2 separate regions of the Mus musculus genome follow, and region 2 is linked to region 1. A link is a loop called in an ENCODE intact Hi-C map of the cell type or tissue named here. Cell type or tissue: gastrocnemius. All regions are shown on one strand. Links, peaks and the distances in the headings refer to the core of each region. The heading gives the core; the rest is flanking DNA.

The links. Peaks named below come from ENCODE experiments on the same cell type or tissue, not always from the same donor. Only the 100,000 strongest peaks of a DNase experiment are listed, where the experiment ranks them.
Region 2: it touches region 1 in a loop (3-fold over the local background); 38 of 42 quality-filtered maps call a loop at or near these places.

Annotation. Positions count from the first base shown.
Region 1 is chr15:95,765,607-95,774,738 of GRCm38, forward strand. No RefSeq gene overlaps it. Among named protein-coding and RNA genes, the nearest start is that of Gm6961, 19 kb to the left of the region's middle. In gastrocnemius, for the core only: a CTCF peak has its summit at 2,328 (motif pointing right); DNase peaks (open chromatin) are centred at 2,395, 3,286, 4,151 and 8,068.
Region 2 is chr15:95,930,838-95,939,969 of GRCm38, forward strand. It overlaps Ano6 (anoctamin 6), which reads left to right. Exons shown (of 20, transcript NM_175344.4): 10 at 946-1,006. Among named protein-coding and RNA genes, the nearest start is that of Gm41389, 24 kb to the left of the region's middle. In gastrocnemius, for the core only: no CTCF peak of the experiment used is centred there; DNase peaks (open chromatin) are centred at 1,629 and 4,520; H3K4me3 peaks cover 1,003 bases; H3K27ac peaks cover 1,870 bases.

The DNA of each region.
Region 1 (9,132 bases), core at 569-8,568:
TCCAGGCACAGACAAAAGACTGCTAGATTAAAAATAAAATAAAATAATTCATTTAATAACATAATGGATGAAAGGTAAGCTTGGAAACCCAGGTCCTGAAGACCAAACAAACAAAAGTCTATGTTCATATGAGTAATATGTTCTCAGAGGATGTCTGTATGGTGATAGGAATTAGTGTAGGGTTAGTGGAATTTGCTCCCTCGTTTTAAGATCGATGATGGTAACAGACAGCATTCTAATAGGTGATGCCCAGGCAGCTAGGGAGGTCCACTTTTGCTCCCCATTGTGTCAAAGTGCTTCGTGGTTGAGATATAAAATAGCCCCTGAAAAACCCATTCACTGAAGACTTGGTCCCCAATGCCATATTCACAGGTGGGCTGTTGGAAAGTAACTGGATCGTGATGGCTTTCATCTAATCAAAGGATTCATTCATCTACCGATGGCGCCATAATCCATCAGACCTTTGGAAGGACTGCAACTGTGGAAGTGGGACCAGACTGGGGGCGTGGCTTCCTGAAGATGCCTCTGAGGATGTGTGGTTCCTGACCCAGAGCTCTGATTGGCTCTAAGCATCATGAAATTAGCATCCACCATCTTGTGCTCCCGGCATGCTGCTCTGCCTCACTAGAGTCTAAAGCAGACAGAGCCAACTGTCTAGGAACCGAATTCACAAGCTAAAACCTACCCTGTGGTGAGTTGTTTTCTCAGGCATGCTTTCATGAGTGAAAAGGCAATGGACATAGCACCCATCCTATAGGGAGAAACTTATATATATATAAAGTTTATATATATATATATATATATATATATATATATATATATATATATATATATATATGAAAACCAAGAAAGATATTAACTTCTGAGTGATGAGCTGTCCAGATCATAGAGGCTTTTTATTCTGTTCCGTTTTTTGAAAACGTGCTTGTCTCCAGTTAGTCATATACTGTACAACACCCTCAGGGAACATTTTAGAAGGACCAGAGGACCAGGATGCTTTATGATGACCATACCAGCTAACTGCCACATTTTGGCTTTTGTTAAACTGCTTGCTTGCTTGCTTGCACCTGCAACTGACAACCAGGATGTAGCTTTCCTGTGTTCTTTCCCTTTGAAAGGCTCCCTGATTCTACATTTGAGGCTGTTCTGTGTAGGTGATGGCTTAATACAGACTCTCAGTTTGGATTTTGTTCATACTGAGTTATCTTCAGGTGTCTACCACATGCACATCTGAGCATCACTAAATTGTGTCAGATGTGTGTATGCACTCGTTTGTGCATGTGTTCGTGCATGAGAGAGAGAGAGAGAGAGAGAGAGAGAGAGAGAGAGAGAGAGAGAGAGAGAGACTTTGTGTGTGTGAAAGAGAGCAAGAAAGAATATGTGTGTGAAAGAAAGCAAGAAGTAGAGAGAGGAAGTCGTGAGTCCAAGATGAAGTAGGAAAGGATAGAATGAAAATGATATAAATACGGTTCACTCATGACATATGAAATTATATATATATGTAAACGTGTGTGGTAGCTGACACACATTTCAGGCTTTATACCTTTCTGTTCCCAGAGAAAAAGAGTGAACCCTTCGAGACTTTTTGCCTGTCGGCCTCCTCAGTTCCCTTTACAGTTCAGCCTCTCTTTTTTTTAAAAAAAAATATTTATTTACTTATTATATGTGAGTACACTGTAGCTGTCTTCAGACACTCCAGAAGAGGGAGTCAGATCTCATTACAGATGGTTGTGAGCCACCATGTGGTTGCTGGGACTTGAACTCAGGACCTGCAAGAGCAGTCGGTGCTCTTAACCGCTGAGCCATCTCAGCAGCCCCTGTTCAGCCTCTGTTAAGGACTTACTGCATGACGACAAAGATTCTTACAGAAAGACAGAATCATAAGCACGCATCCATTGCTGTACCGGACATAACATCCGCATCCAACAGAAACGGAGCTGAGGAACACGGCCACTGAGCTGGCCGGTCGGACATACATCCAACAGAAACGGAGCTGAGGAACACAGCCACTGAGCTGGCCGGTCATTGAAGGTGCTTCACAGCAGACTGGGGCAGGCCGGTGAGAAGCCGGGTGAGCGCGAAGACGGGAGAATGGGCATTAGTCAGTCACAACAGCAAAGGAAATGAGGGGAAGAGAACCCTAGAATCCCGAGAGACTAGCAACCTGACCACCACATAGAGAGACAGTCGGGAGAAAAAGAAAACATATAGAAATTAATTACAGCTGAACGTTGACCAAACATGGGGGCGGCAATCATTTAGCCCAGGAACGCCACCAGTTGTGGTTTGCTTGTGAATTGTCGCCCCCCAGGGTTATGAGTTGAATATATATGTCTCCAGCAGGTGGTGCTGTTTTGGCAAGCTGGAGCCACCCTGAGGTACCTTCAGAGGTTGTTCATGGTCCCTCCCTTCCCACCAGTCAGCCTTGAGCTAGGTAATCTCTGCAGATTGACCTCGCCATAGACCCAGAATCAGTGGGGCAAAGGTCAATGGACTGAAACCATGAGCCAGAAACGTGCCTTTCCAACCTCAAGTTATTTCTGGCAGTCTGACTGGCACGTTCCCCCAAGTCCATGTGTCAAAGGCTTGGCTCCAGCCTGATGCTATGGGAAGTGTAAATAACAAGGTAAGAATGAATGGGACTGTCTAGGGGGTGTGCCCAGGATGGGGGTTATGGGATTTGGCTCTCTTCTTCCTCTCACATAGCAAATGGAATCTTCATCCAGACTCACCATGATACACAACAGGATATGTGGGCCGTACACTGAACCCTTTATTTTGAGGGGGGAAACCCTTTTCTGTTTTTAAAATAATGTATTTCCAATATTTGCCACAGCGATAAAAAGCTGGGCAAGCCACCGGGGAAAGGAGTATACATCTATAGCTGTAAAATCCATGGATTTAGGCTAGGGAATCCCAAGTCCTTATGAGCAAGTAGTCAAAACCCAAAAGCAGAGAATTTTTACGTACAAAAGAGCCTTCATTTGATTATTGACATATTTCCTAGCAGAAACCTTTCAGAGCAGAGGTAATGGAATATCATATTCAAAGAACTGCAATGTTATATTGTCATCTGTGTGGTTCTTGGGCCCACTGGGAAGAGGGCTTGTCCGGCTTAGGAGATGTGTTGGGTCTGATTGTCCCCAAGGCTTTGACTGGAGGCTGCTGCATCTTTCAAGACTTTACTTTGCCAGGCCTATGTCGTAACATCATACTCAGTGTGCCTCATGTTTGGCTGTAGTATGTGCAACTTCCAGTCCTGAACCCACATCCCAGGGGTCTAAAACTTGGCTCTCTCCTCCACAGCACTGGCCAGACTTAGAGTCCTGCCAGGATAGTGCCTGCTATAACACTTCCTATACACAGCAGCTAGAAATGGGGAAGTCGCAGTAAAATGCCTCCCAGTAGAAGGAGCTTGGCCGTTGTATCAGTCAGGCTTCCCGACAGAAGGAATACATCCAAAGGGAGGCTTATTAGATTGATCTTAGGTGCTACAGTCTGGTTAGTCCAGAAACAGCTAGCTGTCTGTACATCGGAGTGGCTGAGAATCACTCACAGCCCAACCTGGTGAAGAAGTCCTGGAGGGTTCCTGAAGAGGGACGATCTTCAGTTCACACTGCAAAGCCAGAAGCCTGGAGAAGCTGATCCAGATGACAGCACGGGAATGTAACAGCAGTGACAGCAGCAGCAGAATAAATGAACCCGTAATCAAGATAGGAGCGGACTCTCCGGTATCAAGGAGATGCAAAAGCTTTCCCTCAGGTTCCTTCTGTCTTGGCTGCCAACAGAAGGCGCCACTATGTTTAGGGTAGGTCTTCTCACTTCCAATACCCCAGTGAAGAGCAAGCCTCCGAGTTGTGCCCAGCAGCTGGCATCATAGATTATTCCAGATAGAATCGATCTGACAGCCAAGATTAATCTCAACAGGCCTGTCCTGATTTGGGTATTTTGGAAGGAGAGGTAATACAAGGATTTGGTAAAGAGTGAGAAAGTAAAATATGTGGGTCTCTTTGGCTATCTGAGCAGGCAGTCAGCAGAGAATCAGAGAGGCCAGGTGTGGCCAGAAGTTCCTGCTGCAGGGGCCATGTTGAGTTTCTGCTTCTGCTTCCACGTTCATTGAGTTCATCCGACTTCTGTGCCAGCCCTGGGTTAGCCAACAGCAGGCTGGCAGATGTCCACTGGCTTGGTCACTTCATCCCTTGGTTGTCAAGGATACTGTGTATACTGAGTTATCTTAATTTCCCTAGCCATTGCTGTGCTAAAATGCCCCGACAAAATGAAATTAGGAGAGGAAGTGTTCGTTTTTAGCTCATAATTCCAAGTTACACTCCATTTGGGAAGGCCAAGGTGGCAAGAACTTGAAGTAGCTAGACACATCCACAGTCAAGAGCAGACAGAATGAACGCATACATTCTTAGGATACAGCTGGTTTCCTCCGTGAAATTCACTACACACCCCAAGTCTTGGGAAGGGTACCACCCATAATGGGCAAATCTTCCTTCCTCAATTAACATAATCAAGATACTCTCCCACAGATATGTCCAATAGATCAATCTGATCTAGACAGTCCCTCCCTGAGACTTGCTTTCCAGGTGATACCTAGATTATGTCAAGTTGTCCTTTAAAACGAACCCAGCTAGCATTAAGGTAAGCTTCAGATTTGATGAAGGAGCCATTGTCACAAAACGAGCAAGGAACTGGCACCAGGAAAAAACAACAACAACAAAAAAAAAAACAAAAAACCAATGCAGGACAACAGAACAGATGAAGAACTCACATAAGAACCAGGGGAGTTCCAGCCACACGGCCTCTGACAAAGATGCCAAAAATGCATGTTGTGATAAAAGACAGTGTCTTCAATAAATGGTGCTTGGAAAACCACAGGCAGGAAACTAGATACCTATTGCTTATCCTATACAAAACTCACTGAAAGATAACTCAGCGATTCAGGGTACTCACTGCTCTTGTAAAAGACTAAGGTCCAGTACCCAGGTTCCCTAAAGCAGCTCACACTGACTGTAACAGTTTCAAGGAATGTGATATCCACTGGTCTCTGAAGGCCCCTTGTGGTGTACATAAAAATCACACACACACACACACACACACAAACACACACACACACACACACACACACACACACGGAAGGAGGGAGGGAGGGAGAGAGAGAGAGAGAGAGAGATTTAAAATTTTTAAATGACTTTTAAAATAGACTCTACATAGATGAAAGCCTGTTTAATTACAGCTCTGAAATTAATAGAGGAAGAAGTAAGGAACACATTTTAAGATATTGACCTAAGCAAGCATTTTCGTAATAGAACTCAGCTGCACAGGTAATCAGCCCAGGAATTGGCAAATAAAATAACTCTTCTTTATTTCAAGGAAATAATGAACCGACTGGAGAGACCGAGGAAGTCTTTGTTAGCCATGTATCTCATGGAGGATTAATATCTAGACTACATAAAGATCTAAAATCAATCAATCAAACAAAAACAAATAACAATAGTTCAAATGATTCAGTCAGTAAATGGGCCAATCAAATGAGCTGACGGTTCTCAAAGGATGAAAAACAAATGACCGATAACCACATGAAAAAAAAAAAACCTCAACATCACCACCCATCAGAAAACTATAAATAAAAACTACATTGAAATCTCATTTTATCCCAGTCCGAATGGCAAGTTATTGAGAAAACTTATATCATGGCCAAGTTGGCTTAGTGGACCAGGGCACCTTTGACAAATCTGACAACTTGAGTTTGATCTCTGGAACCTACACAGTGGAAGGAGAAAACCAACTTCTGCAAGTGGTCCTCTGACCTCCACACCTATACCACAGCACACCTATACCACAGCACACCTGTACCATGGCACACCTGTACCATGGCACACCTATACCACAGCACACCTATACCACGGCACACCTGTACCATGGCACACAACGGCACTAAACTAGCAAATAAGCAATCATTGGAATGGAGACAGTAAGTACCAAGTAGGATAAAGACAAAAAGAAGCCAATCTATGTTATTGATGAGTGTAAGCTAGTCCAGCCACTACAGAATCAGTTTACAGGTCCCTTTAGAAACTATGAACAGACCTTCCGTGTAACCCAAGCAGGCTTGGTGTCACCCAACAGATCCAAATCAAATGCCACACTTGCATGTCAATGTTTATCACAACACATTTCACAGTAGTTAAGTTATAGAAGCAACCTGGGGCGGAGCAATCCCAGATGGAGAAGTAAAGGAAATATGGTATATACACACAGTAGGATTCTTTTTTCTTTTTCTCCCATAAAGAATAGAGCTATGTCATACCAAAAAAAAAAAAAAAAATGGATGTACCTATAGATAACCATAATGATTGAATTAAGCCAGTCTCAGAAAGATGGCTCAGGCCTCCAAAAGGTCCCTCATTGCCCAATTACCTGACTAACTCCACCATAGCATGCTAGGAACGTGAACAGCAGGCCCGGGATTACAGTGACCCTCTGGGGTACCTGCCGAGGGATGCTGTGTGCCTATTACTGTGGTGGCTCACAGAATCGAACAGCACTGTGTTGGAAGGTTGCGGTGTCAGTAGAATACAGAGACCGGAAGAGTACATTCTCTTAGCCTTCTTTCCCAGAAAAATGCCCAGCGAAACCATTAGGCTATCACGGCTGTCGTTATGATTAAAATAGAATGATATTTCAAATGCCGAGGATTAAAATCATTATGAGAATGAGGCCGTCATCAACAGTCGATTCTGGCCATTTTCCATTCTACAGACTCTGCTCCATTTAGCGGTTCTAGAAAGCTTTGTTCTTCTCATCAGATGGATGAGGAAGCTGCGGTCTGGGGAGCGTCCCATCTGTCCGAGTTTGCTTTCTATCACTGTGGTAAACAGCTCTACCCAAAGCAGCCAAGGACAGAGAAAAGCTTATTTACTTACTTCCGTGTCACAAGCCCATCAATGACGGAAGTCAGGGCAGGAACCTGGAGACAAGGATTGATGCAGAAGCCATGGAAGAGCGCTGCCTTGCTCACCATGGCTTGCTCCGCCTGCTTTCTTATACAACCCACGACCACCGGCCCAGGCGTGGCACCGCCCACAATGGGCTGGGCCCTTCCGTGTCAATCACCAATTTAAAAAGTGCTCCATAGACTTGCCTTCAGGCCAATTTGATGGAGTCATGTTCTTAGCTGAGGCTCCTTTTCCCTAACTTGAGTCACATTGTCTAAAAAAAAAAAAAAATCCTTACAAGCATTGAACACTTTCCTTGAGCCTTTTCACACCAAATAAGTGATATAACTGGTATTGAACTTCCGGTCACTTGACAACAGCATCTTATTTCCTAACTTACAATTCGGCTCCTGAGATCTCACTTCTCCAGTTACTGAGGCATGCCAAGAAAATCCTAGGTCCTGGATGCTCTAAATATACCCTACTTTCGTTTACCTTTCGGGCAGTCTTGGGTTATCTGGAAACAGATGCGGAGGCCACTCTTGGGCCACTTACATTTGTACCTCACTAAGCTCTGTAAGTAGCCCTTTAAGAGTCCAGCCCCCGCCTATAGAAGGGGAGAAGACAGAAAAGGGCTAAAGGTGGACCGGCCAATTGTGTTCTCACTGTAGCGCTGAGTACAGCTGAGAGACTTTGGAAATAATGAATAAAATTAAGCTCCAGGATTATAGTCTCCCTTACGTCTTCACTCATCTGGATATAATGCAATGAACTGGCCAATAGCCAAATCCCACTTACAATTGTAAGTATGAAAAGGGAAAACCTCGGATATTATACTTCTATTGCTTTAGATTGTCTTTCCTTTTTTTTTTTTTTTTTTTTTTTTTTTGCTAGATATCTAATTGCTATGAAACTAGTTTTCCAGATTCGGTTCATTCCTTTAGAAAAAATTTTGAAGTTGAGCTAATAAACTGATTTCCTGTCAAGTTTTTTTTTTAAGACATTCCTATAATTTTCCCATGGTGCTTTATTTTTTTAGACTTGTTTTATAGTATGCATATGAGTGTTTTGCCTGCGTGTATACATGGGCACAGCATGCATGCCATGCTCATGGCGGCCAGAAGAGGGCACCAGATTCGCTCTTGGAACTGGAGTTAGAAATGGTTGTGAATTGCCATGTGCATGCTGGAAATGGAACCTAGGGCCTCTCTGTAAGAGCAACAAGTGTGCTTAACTGCTGAGCTATATCTCCAGCCCTGAGAGTGCTTTTCTAGGATTTAAAAAAAATGCTAGCAATATTAATAAGCAAACGTTATACAAACGATAGTCTATTCTGTTTTTTATGCTTATTTCTAGAAAAAACTCACAACTCACAATTCCCCCTTAGTTGTTCTTTCCTGAGGTTACCAGCACTCTTTGAAGGACTCGCTCTCTAATTCCTAAGTCCCGTATCTTTAAGCGACTGGCATTTCTTCGCTCAATGAAATGCAGAGGAGTGTGGGTACAGGGACAGGGAAGGAAGAGTTAATTTCTACACTATGAAATACTCTGATTTTTAGAGCAAAGAAGAGAAGACCTAGAAATTAAATTTTAATAGACCTCTAGATTTGGGCAGCAATCAAAGGTTCTCTCTATAGTAACAATTACACACATCGCTGATCTGAGATCAAATATTTATGTCTTCCTCTCCCTGCTAGAGAAAATGCTAGCATTTTCCTGGCTACAGATATCACCAGGGTAATGCAATAGAGGGTCAAAGAGACGAAAGATGTCTTTCACGGTGCAGAAAGGAGTAGCGTGCCTGCCAACGATTGAGCACAACTGGAAATGAGTCAAAATGGGGACAAAGTACTGTGTTTGAGTAGATATTTTAGGCTATAATTCTAACTTCTACTGAAGCACTGTCTTGCCTATCAGCGAAACACATACAAAAGAAGATAAAGAAGTCTTGTGCCAACAGGAGACAAAAGCTCTTCCCACCTCTTCAGAGCACTTTCATTTTCAGGAGTGAACAGTTTGAATAAGACACTTCCATTATTCCTTAGGGGGCATGCAACCGTTTAAAAAAAAAAAAAAAAGGATGAAATACAGAATATACTTCCCCATGAAAAAATATTTCCATTGGAGTTTCTAATATAGAAACCAGTAACAGATTGAATTCTGCTTACACGGGATGCCACTAAACAGT
Region 2 (9,132 bases), core at 463-8,462, 170 kb after region 1:
GTGGGTTTTAAGTCCCTCATCCTAGCTGCCTGAAAGCTATTTTTCTCTTAGCAGCCTTCAGATAAAGATGTAGAACTCTCAGCTCCACCTATACCATGCCTGCCTGGATGCTGTCATGATAATGGACTGAACCTCTGAACCTGCAAGCCAGTCCTAATTAAATGTTTTCCTTAGAAGACTTGCCTAGGTCATGGCATCTGTTCACATCAGTAAAACCCTAACTATGACAGAAGTCAATTAGATTTTTTTACCCAGCCAGTCATAAAGGCAGGCAGCTAGGCTATGTATCCATCACCAAAGAGGTGGAGTTTGGCAGCCGTGGTAGCTCCGCCTCAGTGAGACAGTAATCCTTTCTGGTAATTGTACCAGTGCCATCAGCAGAAGCACCTGCATTGCCTTGATCCCACTGAAAATCCTCATCATCGCTTACAGATGCAAAGCCTTCCTCGGGTGGGTGGAAGCAGAAGGCTCCTGGAGGAGAGCCATCACTACATAAACTCAGCTTTGTATTTTTTTTTTAATAAGGAAAGGAATATTTCTGGAATTTATCCTCTGAGGGGACTGAGACACTGATAAGAGGCAAACCATAAACTTACTTAGAGGGCACTGGATCCTTAGAGCCGTTCGCTACGTTCTCCCACTCACTCTGACAGCTCATAAAAGAGGCTTTAACGGCCTGCAATCTTAGCAGATGTGCCTAGTCCTTTATCGCCGTGTGGGAAGATTCCACTGGAAAATGTACTCAAGGCTCAGACGGCGAAAGCTGTTTGCTTTTAAAATGCGAGAAATTCCATCTGTGGGTATGTCATACGTGTGGTGATTGTTAAACCAGCATTGGGCTCAGCAAACACTGCAGGCTGCAGAGTGTACGAAGTGTTACGTATTTGCTGAATTTCTGATAAGTGAGGAATTGATTTATTTATGCCTTGCTGCTCTGTTTTCCAGAAATTGTGCATCTTTGACAGTTTTGGAACCCTGATCTTCGCTGTATTTATGGGAGTGTGGGGTAAGTTACTTTCAGTTTTCTCTCAGTTTGATGGTGTCTGTGCAATTTTGTGTAAGCTATTAAATTCATGTACTTTTAGGACCATGTTCTGGCTGAACCTCCATTCCTCCAGAGCTTTGCTGGTAGTTGTCATTCGATTTTACTGTATGAAAATTTACCTCAGAGATCCATGGCTTCAACCACACACGGTTTCATTCTTTTTTGTTTTTGTTTTTTTGTTTTTCTTCTCTCAGTTCCCTGAGTCACACATGGCCTGATCTCTGTGGTGAGCCATTGGCTTCTCTGTAAAGAGGTGATATAGCAGTAAGAAGCCTGGCCTGGTCTGTGGGGTTCCAAATGGTGTCACCCTCAAATTATCTAGCCTAGGATTCTGTATGGGTCTTCAGAGATACAAAAGGACGCAAAGGACCACAGACCTCAATGGGTTTGGCATTAAGGTTATTATTGACATTTATTCTTTGAGAATGTCATACAATTAAATCTGGTCATATCCACCCCCTGCTTCATGTCTCAAGTTGCCCCCGATCCTCCCCACTGCGTCTTCCTCTCAACTTCATGTTCTCCTTGTCTATTCTGAAATAGCTCACTAAGCCCAGTTGGCGCTGCCGGGGTGTGCATGGGCTCTTGGCCAGCTTCTGGAGCCTAGGCAACCCTACCTCTGGCCAACCCTCCAGAGGAGAATGTGTCTCCTTCCCCAGGCAGCTGCTGAATGCCAGCAGCTCCTCCAGTAGAGATGACTTTTGTGAGCTCACCCCTAGTCTATGTTGTAATTTGGATTGGCTTATTGTGGGCAGGTCTGGTGCAGGTAACCATGGCTACTATGAGTCTGTGTGTATAGCAGCCATGCCTTATCCAGAAGATAATATTTCATGGTACTCTTCCCTGTCCTCGAACCATTAAATTCCTCCCCTCCCGATCCCCCTCTCCTCTCCCTCCTCTCTCCTCCTCCCCTTCCTCCCAGTCCTCCCCCTCCTCCTCTGCAGTGATACCTGAGCCTTGGCAGGGGTCTGGTAAGAGATGTCCCATTTAGGGCTGAGCACAGGGAAGCAGCTTTACCGACATGGAGAGCATCCTAGAACTATGGGTTTAAATTAAATGCTCAGACAGCTTGGCTGCATGGCCATTTAGCAAAGTCCCAACAGTAGGTCCCACCTTAGGGATTATGATCGCCTCAGGTCTGGGCTCTTAGCTCGGCTTAGAGTACCAGGCCTGACTTCTGTCCTGTGCAGCACACCCCAAATCCAATCAGAAGGCAACTGGCTACCCTATAAAAGTCATGCCACAACTGCACCCTGGGTACCCACAAGTGCAACAGCGACATTGGGCCCATGATTATAGTATTTGCTAATGTCCTGGCAGCTGAAGCAGCAAGGCAGGCATCCGAGCCTGAGGGATGGAGTGGAGGAAAGGACCCAGGGGTGTGAGTCACTGGAGGCCATCACTGTTGTTTCGGTGTCCGTCGTCTCAAATGCTAAGAACCAGAGCTCCTCTTTCCCCTGCCCCTCCCCCTCTCCTTTGACTAGACAATCACAGGAACCTCGTTAGTCCCCAAATACAAAATCTACAATAATCCAAAATCCCAGTGTTAGTGTAAATCAGCGCTCAGCATGTTTCCATATTCCAGGTTGGTAGATAAGGAATGCTTATTCTTAGACTATAACAGTCCCCACAGTTAGAATTCAGCCTGGGGCAGGGGCAGCAGTGAGGAACAGGAGAATGCCCGTGAGCTTGCTTCTTTTTATAGTTTTATAGGATCGGAAAGTTTTTAAGTATATTTCACTGTGGTAATAATAGCCAGTTCTCTGTAATAGAAAAGATGCGATCTTGACGCGTAAGTTCTGCCTAGAAACTGGATGTTGTTTGTCCCTTTTAACGTGGGTAGCATCAGTAATATAGCGAGGAAAGCATTTCATTTAAAAGCAGATGTCTGAGTGTTTGATTGGCGTAAATACTCTAACGTAGAGGAAAATGTCCCACCATCAAGGATACATGCATTCGATTTCCACTTGTGTCTTGTGCATTGAGATCAGCAATGTCAGGTCACAGGAAAGTGTGGGGAAGAAACCAGGCCACACCTCTCAGCTTGAAAGGCAAGTCTTTAGTGTGTGCACACACACAGAGTTGGGGATTGGGGTTCCTTGCAGGGCAGGTGGTGGCTTTACCTGTGAAGGGCCACCGAATGGTACATTGTACCCTTAAGAGATACATTGTACCCATGTGCTGGGTGGTATAGAGAGAATCTTACACATCTGGATGGATGTTATACCTGTCAATAATAAATCTGACCACTTGTAGCCTAGGTAGGAAATAGAAGGTGGGAGGGACACCTGGGAGGCAGAAAGAATTCTGGGATAGCACAGGCAGAAGATCAGCCTGGGAAGATGTGACAAGACAGGTGCAGGGTACCTGAGCACAGTTAACCAACCAGCCATGTGGCAGAATGTAGGTTAAATTAATTAGGGTATTTTAGTTTTGATCTAGTTAGAGCCTAGCTATATGGCCAAGGTATTTATAGATATATTTTTGAGTCTGAGTCTTTATTTCTGGGATCACGGGACTGGGAGTAAGAACTGGGCCTAACTTCTACAGGGTGGTGGTGGCTGGCACACGCCTTTGAATCCAGCACTCTGGAGGCAGAGGCAGGTGAATCTCTGAGTTCTCTGAGTTCGAGGCCAGCCTGGTCTACAGAGCAAGTTCCAAGACAGCCAGGGCTACACAGAAAAACCCTGTCTCAAAAAAAAAAAAACTATAAATAAATAGCAAACCAACCTCTGAGTGGCAAGGAGAGAGGGAGAGAGAAAAGACTGACCTGTGGATACTGTTCAGGGACACCGAAATCTAAGGTGACCACACTTACCCAGTAAGAGGCCCTGTCCTTCAGACACTTGGCATGTTTTACTGGAAACCATGCACTGAGAGATATGGCACAGAAGCATAGAGCAGGCAGGGGGTGCAGCTCAGCAGGAGGATGCTTGCCTACCGTGCCTACCATGAGTGACGCTTTGGGTCAGATCCATGTATTAGGACCCTCTGTGTTGCCCTCCACTGTTGTAAATACATCACCTTCCTCCAGTAGTAGCCAGGGAGCTACGCACGTAGGTCAGTACTCTTAATGTTGTGTGAGCCACAGCTTGTGATCTCTACAGCTCTAACAGAAGACATTTTAAGTAAAAGGAAAAAATATATATTAATTTTGATGAAGGAAGGACAAAGCCCAAATTTCCCTAAGTTTCCTCTCTCTGATCGTTAACTGCACCCTGGTTGTAGAACTGTCATGCATCAGGCTGTCTGCCAATCCTGTCTGACTTTAGGATGCAGAAAGCGTCTCTGCTTTTTGCTTGTGGTATCGTATGTACATCTTTAAGGATATCCATCTGATGAACTCTCTAAGTGCTTTACAGCAGTTTCCTCATTACTTCTGCCTTCTGAGGACTACTGCTGTGAACCTCATTACAGAAAAGTCTGAAATTGCAGAGTCGAGGCGGCAGGAGGCTCTGAAGTCATTGCTAGCCTCTGCCAATCCTGTGGCAGCTCCTCCCGCACAGCGTATCTGGCACGGACTAATTCTCCGTTCTCTAGATGGAAATGGTAAACGTTGAGGGCGGAAAAGCTTTTATAATCTTATATAGTACTAATCACATACATACCTAGAAATAGCCCGCATTTAGGCTGCACCAACCTGGGAGATTTGGGGGAATTCGTGGGATCCTAAGCACAAGCTGTGGTTAAAACAAAGATTCTGAACACATCCCAACCTCATTTCTCCTTCCCTGACTTTCCCTGGCTTAGACATGTGGTCATACAATACCATTTTTTAATGATCACATTTAAGGGAGAGTTTTAAACAAGGTGTAGTGATTTCTGGGAAAGATCCATGGACTCAGAAAGCGCAGCACCCACACTTGGGAATCAAGAAACTGGTCCCTGGGCCGGAGATGTTCCGGATGCTCTCGCTTCTGTCTCTGTTTCAGGGACATACAACCATGGCTAATGAGCATTTTAAGTCATTTCTAGTACCCCAGTGCAAGAGAGTCTGGGTTAGGAAGGTGGAATGGGGCGAGAAAGCCGATTTACCATATAGAACATTGTACATAACGGCATCTGAAGAGTTTTAAGACTCATGGCAGAGTCTGAATGCATCCACCTATCAGAGTTTATGTCTTGCCCTTTTATGTTACAGAATGTAACACTATACCACGCTCAACAATTTGGTTTTTGTGTGTGTGTGTGTGTGTGTGTGTGTGTGTTTGGGCATCTTTATCCAATACATACTTTCTTAGATAGAATGCTGTCATAATTAAGATAAGATCCATGCATCACCCCCTCATCTCTTATTATGTTGGTGGGTACTGGCAGAATTTTAACTGCATCTAGTTGACCAGAGCGGTGGTTCTCAGCCTTTCTAATGCTGAAACCCTGTAATAAATATAGTTCCTCCAGATGTTGTAGCCCCCAACCATAAAATTAATGAATTGCTACTTTATAACTGTAGTTTTGCTACTGTTAGGAATTGTAATGTGGATATCTGATGTGCAACCCCTGTGAAAGTGTCACCCCTCCCACCCCCAGGGGGTTGTAACCTACAGGTTGAGAGCCCCTGGCCTAGAGCCTCCTGGTATATGGTGTGCCTGGGTACTGAAGTACAGTGGAGCCCAGCTTGTTATATTGCAGAGACATGGAGCAAAAGATACAGGATAGCAGTTCCTCCCATTTGGGACACACTGCATATTGAATAACCCTGATAACTCCCAGGAATACTCCAAACATTGGGTAGCTGCACCCCATAGAGTTCTCGGCTGTGAACAAAAATGAAGACTCTCCCTCCATTCTTGTAACCCCTCGGGGCTTACCTTCAAGGTTGAGACTCTAACAACCTGGCCACTTGCTCGCTTCATATCCATTCACTTCCAAGGGTGAACTGCCCAAGAAGTAGGCAGCTTCCAACCCTTGGTGCCAGGGGTAGGGTTAGGTAGCTGCTACTTTCTCCTTAGGAGTTGGTTAGAATTGTTCATGTTGCTTTTTGAGAGTAAAGGTATCTTCATGAATCCTCTTCCACTGGTAGAGTTGTTTCATGGAGTCTGCGTGCATGCCATGATTTTAAAAGTGAGAAGAAGGGCAGGTAGCCCGTGACCACCCAGACAGAAAGTGACAAGCACAAAATAAGAGCTCTGTAGAAAGCTTGGCTTTTCCCAGGCTTCAATCGGTGACAGATAAAGTGTAAGCCACGCATGATGGCCCGCCCTTTAATTCCAACACTTGGGAGGCAGAGGTGGGTGGATTTCTCTGAGGTTCAGGCCCACCTGGTCTACATAGAGATTTTGAGGACAGCCAGGGCTACATGGAGAGACCCTGTCTCAAGAAACAAAATGACTACAACAAAAACGTTCATTAAGAAATTTGCAGCTAGGTTCTTAGAAAGAGGCAGAGATGTTTGGTTTCATTGACTTGATTACATTTTGATGTGATTATGTTTTGTTTAGGGTTCAGAAAAGTAGGGATGGGCAAAGAAATACTTTCTCTAAGCATCCTTGGAACTTTCTCCAAGGTAGATCCTGTTCTAAGACACAAAGCAAGTCTCCACACGTCTGAGAAGATTGGAATAACCGTAGAAAAGAGGTGGGACAGTGTAAAGGCTTAGCAGAGGATCCATGGAGAGTCCCCATCCCCGGTTTTAGGCCACTTACTCATCAGTCTGGCTCCAGAGGATCCAACACCTCGGGCCTCCACCAGCACCTGCACGCGCAGTTTTAAAAATAATGAAAATAAATTAAAAAACCAAAAAGATAGACTCTTGAAAATCAAACAACACACTTTTGATTGATGAATGAATAGGTCATTGAAGAAATCCAGAAAGAACTCGAAAAAGTTCCTAGACTCAAGTGAAAATTAAAACACAGTCTACCAAAACCTCTTCAGTACAATGAAAACAGTTGTCAGGGCATTTATAGTTGCAAAAATATACATAAAAAATATAGGAGAGGCTGCAAATAAGTAACTTAAGGTACCTTGAGGGCTTGGGGAAACAAAAAGAGAATCCCCCAATCAGTAGACAGAAATAAATTAATTAATTAAATGAGATACAAATTAATAAATTAGGGAGAAAAACAAACAAACAAAAACAAAACAAAACAAGGGGGCTGGAGAGATGGCTCATCACCATTAAGAGCACTGACTGCTCTTCTAGAGGTCCTGAGTTCAAGTCCCAGCAACCACATGGTAGCTGACAACCATCTCTAATGGGATCCGATGCCCTCTTTAGGTGTGTCTGAAGATAGCAACAGTGTACATAAAATAAATAAATCTTTAAACAAAACAAAACAAAATTCAATGAAACAAAGCAGTGGCCCAGGTCAACTGACATAGCAGAGAGTGGGGCAGTGTTAACTGGGTGCTCAAAGATGACTGGTCCCTTAAGCCAAGGTTGTAGGGTACCCAGTTTCTGGCACATTCCCTTCAATGTATGCAATCAGTGCATTTGTTAAGCTCAGTTGTGCATCTGTGAACAAGACATTCCCTCCCCCATGACAGTGACAGGTAGGCATGGCAGACCACAAGCCTAGAAGCAAATATAGACCAGGCTTACATGTTGCATGCGTTGACGAAAAGAGGGTGCTGACAGGAGAAATGAAGCGCTGTTTGTGAGAGGGCGCACTTTACCAGAAGGACCTCAGACTTAGGAGACAGAGTGGAGTCAACTTCTGGCATGGGGCATGCTTGGCAGAGTACTTGGGTAAGTTGACGTAGGCCTCCGTGGGACTGTGTGGATGTTTACCGAGGGGCTTTAATTCCATAGTCACCCTAAGAGGGTTGACCCTCACACTCTCAAGAAGTGTCTGTCACTTGAGGCTAGCATAGCTCCTGTGGGTTGTCACAGCCTGCTCCACCCAACAGCCTAGCGTCCTGAAGGTATTTATCCAGTGGCAAGCAGTTACCTCATCTCCCCTTAGGCAAGTTCAAAGACACTGAAGGCCTGACCATTTTCTCACCTTCAGTGGGTGAACTGATTCTAACTGCCCAGGCCATTTCTACCACTGACTAACTTGTTGGTGAAGTACTCAATGCAAGCCTGGGAACTGGGTCCTTGAGCAAAGTGTTGAATTCTTGCTCCTCCAGCATCCTAGCTTTTCCTCCAAGCCTCAGGCTTCCCACTCTGCCCTGCAGCACCAACTCTCAACCCTAACTGCTGATTGGAAGACAAGAAACACCCGTGCTCAGGCAGCATCCCTCCTTCCAGACCTGTTAAGCCAGAAAGACTCTCAGGGCTGGTGCCTGTGCTCAGGACTGTTTTAAAGCCCCCTCCCCACCACCACCACCCTCCTAATTGCCTCTTATGTGCAGCCCAAGTGAGATCTGCCACTGTACACACCTCATTTAGCCATCCCTCCACTCCCAGTCAACACTGAGGACTCCTGACTTGGCTGGGTCTTCTCATTCCTCTAGACTAGACACCTGCCCACGGGCACCTATTATCACTTACTGTCTTAGTTACTTTTCTATTGCTGTGATAAAACACCATGACGGAGGCAACTTACGAAAGTGTTTACTTGCGCTCACTGTTTCAGAGGGTTAAGGTGGCAAGGCATATTGATGGCGAGCGGTAGGCATGTTGGCTGGAGGAGCAGCTGTGAGCTCACATCTTGATACGGGAATAGGAAGCAGAGAGAGAGAGAGAGAGAGAGAGAGAGAGAGAGAGAGAGAGAGAGAGAGAACAGAGCTTACTGGGACTGGCATTGGCTTTTGACACACCAAAGCTTGCTCCAGTGACACACCTCCTCTAATAAGGCCACACCTCCTAATCCTTCCCAAACAGTTCCACCAAGTAGGCAACAACTATTCAAATGTACGAGCCTGGGGGATCATTCTCATTCAACACCCGCACAGACCCAGTGTCGTCTTTCCCGTGTGCCCCTACACTACACTAGGATCAAGGACTCTGCTCAAAGCAGAAGCCTGGCCTGCATTGTCCTCTTCCAGCCCCTTCATTACACCTTGCATCTATCCTGTCAGCTTCAACGTCCTTCACACGTGCATCCTTATCTGGTGTTACCTACAATGTAGGTCCCCCTGTGCCTGTGTTCACGCAAGACCACCACCAGTGCCCCCTCCCATCCTTTGTTAAACTCCTG